Linked DNA regions of Homo sapiens: region 1 is linked to region 2. A link is a contact called in ENCODE Hi-C or POLR2A ChIA-PET data. All regions are on one chromosome and are shown on one strand. The core of a region is the stretch at or near the end of the contact, and the rest is flanking DNA. Distances in the headings are between cores, read along the strand shown. Region 1 has its middle 18 kb from the start of YES1. Region 2 holds the start of USP14 (ubiquitin specific peptidase 14).

Evidence for each region. Hi-C counts contacts between places; a loop is a spot of excess contacts on that map. ChIA-PET counts read pairs that join two places held with the same protein, here RNA polymerase II (POLR2A). Pooled maps may share reads with other maps.
Region 1: a loop to region 2 is called in a pooled map, with 5 times the contacts of the local background. The contact joins the enhancer-like site here to the promoter of USP14 in region 2. A Hi-C loop is called at or near these places in 1 of 37 single-sample maps with no recorded cell type and 6 of 50 pooled maps. POLR2A ChIA-PET finds 5 or more read pairs at or near these places in 2 of 52 experiments (HepG2 and OCI-LY7).

The regions. Positions count from the first base shown.
Region 1 is chr18:829,089-832,255 of GRCh38, reverse strand. It overlaps the pseudogene BOLA2P1. Among named protein-coding and RNA genes, the nearest start is that of YES1, 18 kb to the right of the region's middle. RefSeq lists an enhancer at 1,366-1,932. Within about 2 kb of position 1,800, at least 7 of the 41 ENCODE cell types and tissues checked have a DNase peak (open chromatin) inside an H3K27ac peak, as active enhancers do.
Region 2 is chr18:157,234-160,344 of GRCh38, reverse strand. USP14 (ubiquitin specific peptidase 14) reads right to left here and starts at 1,788. Exons shown (of 16, transcript NM_005151.4): 1 at 1,631-1,788. The coding sequence starts at 1,646. LOC105371951 (a long non-coding RNA gene) reads right to left here. Exons shown (of 4, transcript XR_935081.2): 4 at 2,176-2,202. RefSeq lists silencers at 1,397-1,576, 1,847-2,116.

The DNA.
Region 1 (3,167 bases), core at 551-3,050, 670 kb before region 2:
AATTGGCGCTGAGTTCCCTGGCGGTAGTCCAGCTGGGGCGGCAGCCCAGCGGGGACAGAACCCCAGCTCGGACCCCTGCCACGCTGCTTTGCGCCCTTACAGGAGCCACTTCCCTCACGTAAGCTTTCTTTGACTTAATGATGGCATCAAAGCACAAGGGTAGGGATGCTGGCATATTGTTAAAATTGTTCGATTTATCACTAGTTATTGTTGTTGATCTCTTCTGTGCCTCATTTATAAATTAACTTTTATCATAGGGATATGTGTGTGTCTATATCTACAAAAAACCGCAGTATCTATAGAGTTTGGTACTGTAGCGATTTCAGGCATCCACTGGGGATCTCAGAATGTATTCTTCACAGACAAGGAGGGACTACTGTATTATTATATGGAGGTTAACCACACTATTAGCAATAGAATTATAATAAAAACTTTCAAAAACATGGCGAAGCTGGTAATAATGTGCCTAACATCCTACAGCACCTCCCTATTGTCGACAGAAAGAGTCAAACTTTCTAAAATATGTGAAGAGTTTTATTCTGAGCCAAATATGAGTGACCATGGCCCATGAGACAGCCCTCAGGAGGTCCTGAGAACATGTGCCCAAGGTGGTCGGGGTGCAGCTTGGTTTTATACATTTTAGAGGGGCATGAGACATCAATCAAATACATTTAATAAATACATGGGATTGGTCCAGAAAGGTGGGACAGCTCAAAGCTGGGGCTTCCAGGCTATAGGTGAATTTAAACATTTTCTGGTTGACAATGAGTTTACCTTGTCTGAAGACCTGGGATTGGGCTGGGCGCAGTGGCTTATGCCTGTAATCCCAGCACTTTGAGAGGCTGAGGCAGGCAGATCACGAGGTCAGGAGTTCGAGACCAGCCTGACCAACACAGTGAAACCCCATCTCTACTAAAAATACAAAAATTAGCTGGGCATGGTGGCGGGCACCTGTAATCCCACCTACTTGGGAGGCTGAGGCAGGAGAATCGCTTGAACCTGAGAGATGGGGGTTGCAGTGAGCCGAGATCATGCTACTGCACTCCAGCCTGGGCAACAGAGCGAGACTGTGTCTCAAACAAACAAACAAACAAACATCCAAAGTGGCCGTCACTAAATGCTAATAAACACTAGAGGGCACAATTGAGTTGTGGAAAATTTCAGCCAATATTGCAAATGAAACAAGGTATGGACTCTAGCAAAAATTAATACACCAGAAAAATGGGTAGTGAAAATCATAAGCTTTGAAAACAATTGCTTTCTTTGTAAATCTGTTGATTAACCTTAGCCCTTTGAGATAATTGAATTAAAGTAGACTTAACACTTTAAATTTAATACCAAGCCAATACTGTATTCCAAAAATAAAGCATAGATACATTGACAAATAGGACTACTTACATCAAAAAACTAGTGGGGGTGTTCTCAGTGTTAAGAGTCAGTTTCTGTCTGAATTTTTCTTTCTTTAGATATTCCTGTCTTCTGGCAATGACGGTTTGGCCATGGAATTCACACTCATTCTAAGCTGGCCACTTGAGAAAGCTTGAAATTTCTAAGGTTTTGTTATTGTAAGAGGTGACCAGATGTTCCAAACATCAAGCTATACAGGAAGCTCTCCACCCACTCCAAATGTCATGCTGAGTTCTCAACAGACTTCCGTTTCCCGTTTCCTTTTTCCCCTCTCTCTGATTTTTTTCTTCAAAGTCTATTCAAAAGCTGCTGCCAAAACCATCTTCCTCTATTGTTGTTCTGATGACATCATTCCCTTCCCCAGCTCCCCTTGTCTTTGGTCTCATGACCACAGTTTGCCTTCATTTCCTTGGGCTGCCACTGTGCCTGCCTCTACCTCCTTTCCCCCTGATTTCCCGCTGCTTCTCACCAACTGTGACGCAGGATTATCACTGCTGATGTCCCAGTGCTGAGGTATCTATTATCTTCTAACAAAGAAGAGTATTCCCATTCCACTACCCAGACTTTCCCAGGTCTCTTCTAAACTCATTTTATTTATGTATTCATTGCTCACGAGTATACTAAGCACCTTCTGCATGTGTTCTAGGTACTAGAGGAGAGAGAGAGAGAGAGAAGAAGAAAAGACATAATCTTTTTTTTCTCTCTTTATGCCAGCTGCTCTGGCCAGCTTAAAAAAAGACAATCTTTAAGATCAAAATTGCCAGGAAGCCATTTAAGTTGGGGCTTTTGGAAACCAACTAGAACTTACTCTCCCTTAGAACCTGAAGGAATGAGTAGCAGGAGAAAATTATACAATGATACAAAATAACTATACCATTCGGGATAGTAGATTTGGGATAATTCTAATCATTTCATCACCTTGAGACAGGGTCTTGCTCTGTCACCCAGGCTGGAGTGCAGTGGTAGAATCACAGCTCACTGCAGCTTCAACCTCTCGGGCTCACGCGAGCCTCTCACCTCAGCCTCCCAAGCAGCTGGGACTACAGTCATGTACCACCACACCCTGCTAATTCTTTTTCTTGCCCAAGCTGGTCTCAAACTCTTGAGCTCAAGCAGTCCGCCTGCCTCGGCCTCCCAAAGTGCTGCAAGTACAGGCTTGAGCCACCTCGTTTGGCCTCTAGCTCAGTAATTAATCTGACACTTGGTGACTGGCATACTGGTTTGCATTTCTCATTCCTCAGTTTCCTCGCCTGTAAAATGGGGGTAGTGACATCTACCTATTCATCTTTTAAGATTGTTATACGGATCAAATGTGATAATAAAATAATTTGAAAAATATAAAGTATTATTTGGCATAACGTAATATTATATTTGTGCCACTGAAATCTAAATATGTCATGATGCAAACATACTGTATATTTTATTGATTGAGTCAACCATCATGTCTTGTTTAGTTGTTCATAGAAACTATTTTAGAATGAAAGGTTAAAAAGGCAACATAATTAAGAAACACAAAGGAAAAGAAGACATTTGACTTCTGCTATTATAACTTCTCCAAAGTTTCATTTCAAATCAAATAAACATTTTTGCATAAATAAAACTTAGTTGTTCTTAAACTTTGTATATTAAAAATATACAGATTTTCGGCCAGGCGTGGTGGCTGATGTCTGTAATCCCAGCACTTTGGGAGGCTGAGGCGGGTGGATCACCTGGGATCAGGAGTTCGAGATCAGCCTGATCAACATGGAGAAACCCCATCT
Region 2 (3,111 bases), core at 539-3,038:
TTAATAATCTAGATATGTAATTTTCTTTTTTTCTTTTCTTGAGACCCAGTTTCGCTTTTTTCACCCAGACTGAAGTGCAATGGCGCGATCTTGGCTCACTACAACCTCCGCTTCACAGGTTCAAGCGATTCTCCTGCCTCAGCCTCCCCAGTAGCTGGGATTACCGGCACCTGCCACCACTCTCGACTGATTTTTTGTATTTTTAGTAGAGACAGGGTTTCAACATGTTGGCCAGGCGGTCTCGAACTCCTGACCTCAAGTGATCCGCCCGCCTCGAGCCTCCCAAAGAGCTGGGATTACAGGCGTGAGCCACCGCGCTCAGACTAGATACTTAATTTTCTACTAAATCTTATGAAATAGTACTTAAAATGTTCTCTTCATTTTAATATAGAGCTTTTTGCTGACCCTCAAAATACAGATTCTCAATATGGAGAGGTCAAAGGAAGGGACCTTAGAAATCTACTTGAGTTCCTTCATTTGGGGGATGAGGAAAAGATCTGATTAAATATTTAAGATAAAGCTCAAATTTTAAAAAAGAAACTCTGGTCAGCGCTGGCATTTTGAGGAAACAGAGGGGTTTTGTTTTATGTGTGTGAATCTACTGGTGTGTTTAAGTATTAGAATATTTCAAGAGCCATTCTACTGTTGTTATGGCTTTAGAAAGGGGTTGGGCAATCATTAAGAATTCGATTCAAGATTCTAGACCATCAAGAATCCACCTTGAGATCAAACAATACTCTTGATTCGTATCATGCTTTGTAAATGCTGAATCTTCAATAAAGGAACTGTAACAGAATAAACAGGGATGGTCAACGAATCACACACCTACAGCCAATTGGAGACACCACACATATTTTAGGTGCCATTTTGAATAAGGCTAGGGAGCAGCAAGGTCCATTCCCTAAGTAAAAGTGATCCCTGGCCAGTACCCTGGACTGTCAGCAAGCAAACAATACAAGCCCCTGTCAAACGCCAATCAAGAAATGACACCCCGGGGATATGTGTATTCATCTACTTCTGAAAGCTCACACCACGTTTCGGATACAGAAATCCAATGCAACGTTTGATGAAACGAAAACGAAGCAAAAAGGTTTACAATCTGCCTCGGGACAAAACTAAAACTGGTACCAAAGGGGCGGTCGAACAAAGGCAAGGGGCAAGAGAAGGGCGAAGGACGACGAAGGGCGGCGAACGCCGCTTGGCAACCCCAAGAAGGGTCGCTCCATCCCTCCCCTTCTTCCCCGCTCCCTTCCACGGCGACCACTGAGAAGCCCAAAGGAATCTCCCTGCACCTCCAGCCTGGCCCAGCGCCCCAGGACACACCCTCACTTTCACCGCACACCAGGGCAGCGTCAGAAACTATTCTGCAGAGTCACGACTTTGAGAGGCTTCCCCATCTCCACTCCCCCCACCCATCGGTGGCTCAGGGGGACGGCGCTCCCCTGCCACGCAGGGCTCCGACCCAGCCGGGAGAGGGGACGGTGCCTGGGTCATCTCCGCGCCGCCGGCCCCGCGCACCCCACCCCGGCCCCTCCCAGTCCATGCCGGGTGCCCGCCCGTGCAGGCCAGGCCTACGCGGAGGCCTAGCGCCGGTCCGGTGTGCTGCGCGCGAGGCCAGGACAGGGCTCACCGGAGTAGAGCGGCATGGCGGGGCGCGGCGGGAGGCGGCGGCGCAGGAGAGCTGGGCCTGACGAGGGCGGCAAAGGGACGGGGACCAGGAGCAGCTGCGGCGGCGGCCGAGGCGGAGGCGCGGTGGTGGCGGCGGCTTCGGTGCGACGAGTCTCATTCAAACCGGCCACTGGCGATGACGCAGCAACACGCAAAACACCCGTGCAGCTCCGGAGCGACTGCAGCGAGGAGACTGGGCGGCAGGACCGGGGCGGGGCCTAGAGGTGGCGAGAGGAGGGAGGAGGGGGAAGGCGGTGGAGGGGTGGCGGGAAGGAAGGAGGGAGCAAGTGAGGGACGGGCGCGGGGCCCCATCCACCGCAGCAGGTGCGCGCCTGCGCACTGCCGCCCATCGCCCTGCGCGCACTGGCCACGTGGTCCTGGCGCGGCCCAGCCCTGCGGCAGATGAAGTGGGAACTTGGTATCCCACCTGCTGTCTGAGGCTGAGGCGGGAGAATCGCTTGAGCCCAGGAGGTCGAGGCTGCAGTGAGCTGTGATCGTGCCACCGCACTCCAGCCTGGGCGACAGAGCGAGACCCTGCCTCAAAATAAAATAAATAAAATTAGTGGTTGTAAAGTCAGAGGTGTTTTGAAACCCAGCTGTTACTAGCTAGCTGTATGATGTCTGCAAACCTCAGTTTTCTTTTCACCCACACCTCATTTTATTGCGTTCTATATATATATATTTATATATTTTTATATATTTATATATTTTTATATATTTATATATATTTATATATTTATATATATTTATATATATATATATATAAATTGAAGGTTTGTGGCAACCCTGGGTTAGTAAGTCCATCAGTTCTGTTTTTCTAACAGCATGTGCTCACTTCGTGTCTCTGTGTCACATTTTGGTAATTCTCACAATATTTTGAACTTTTTAAATACTATTATATCTGTTCCAGTGATCTATGATTACTATTTTAGTTGTTTTGGGGTGCCACTAACCACCCCCGTGTAAAACAGCTAACTCCAATGTTTTGTGTATTCTGACTGCTCTGGCAACAAGTCTTTTCCCACAAGGGTTCAAGGCTTGAGTTCAGGACACAACTGCAGGTGTGGTGGCAATAGCAAGAGAACTAGAATTAGAAGTGGAGCCCACAGATGTGACTGAATTGCTGCAATCTCAAGACAAAGCTTTAATGGGCAAGGAGTCGCTTCTTATGGATAAGCAAAGAAAGTGGTTTCTTGAGATGGAAACTACTCCTGGTGAAGACGCTGTGAACACTGTTGAATGACAACAAAGGATTTAGAATATCATAAACTATGGAACTGTTGATAAAACAGCAGCAGAATTTGACAGGATTGACTCTAATTTTGAAAGAAATTCAAATTTGAAAGTTCTTCTGTGGGTAAAATGCTGAACAGCACTGCATGTCACAGGGAAAACTTTCATGAAAGGAAGAGTCAATCGACGTGGCAGATTTCATTATTGTCT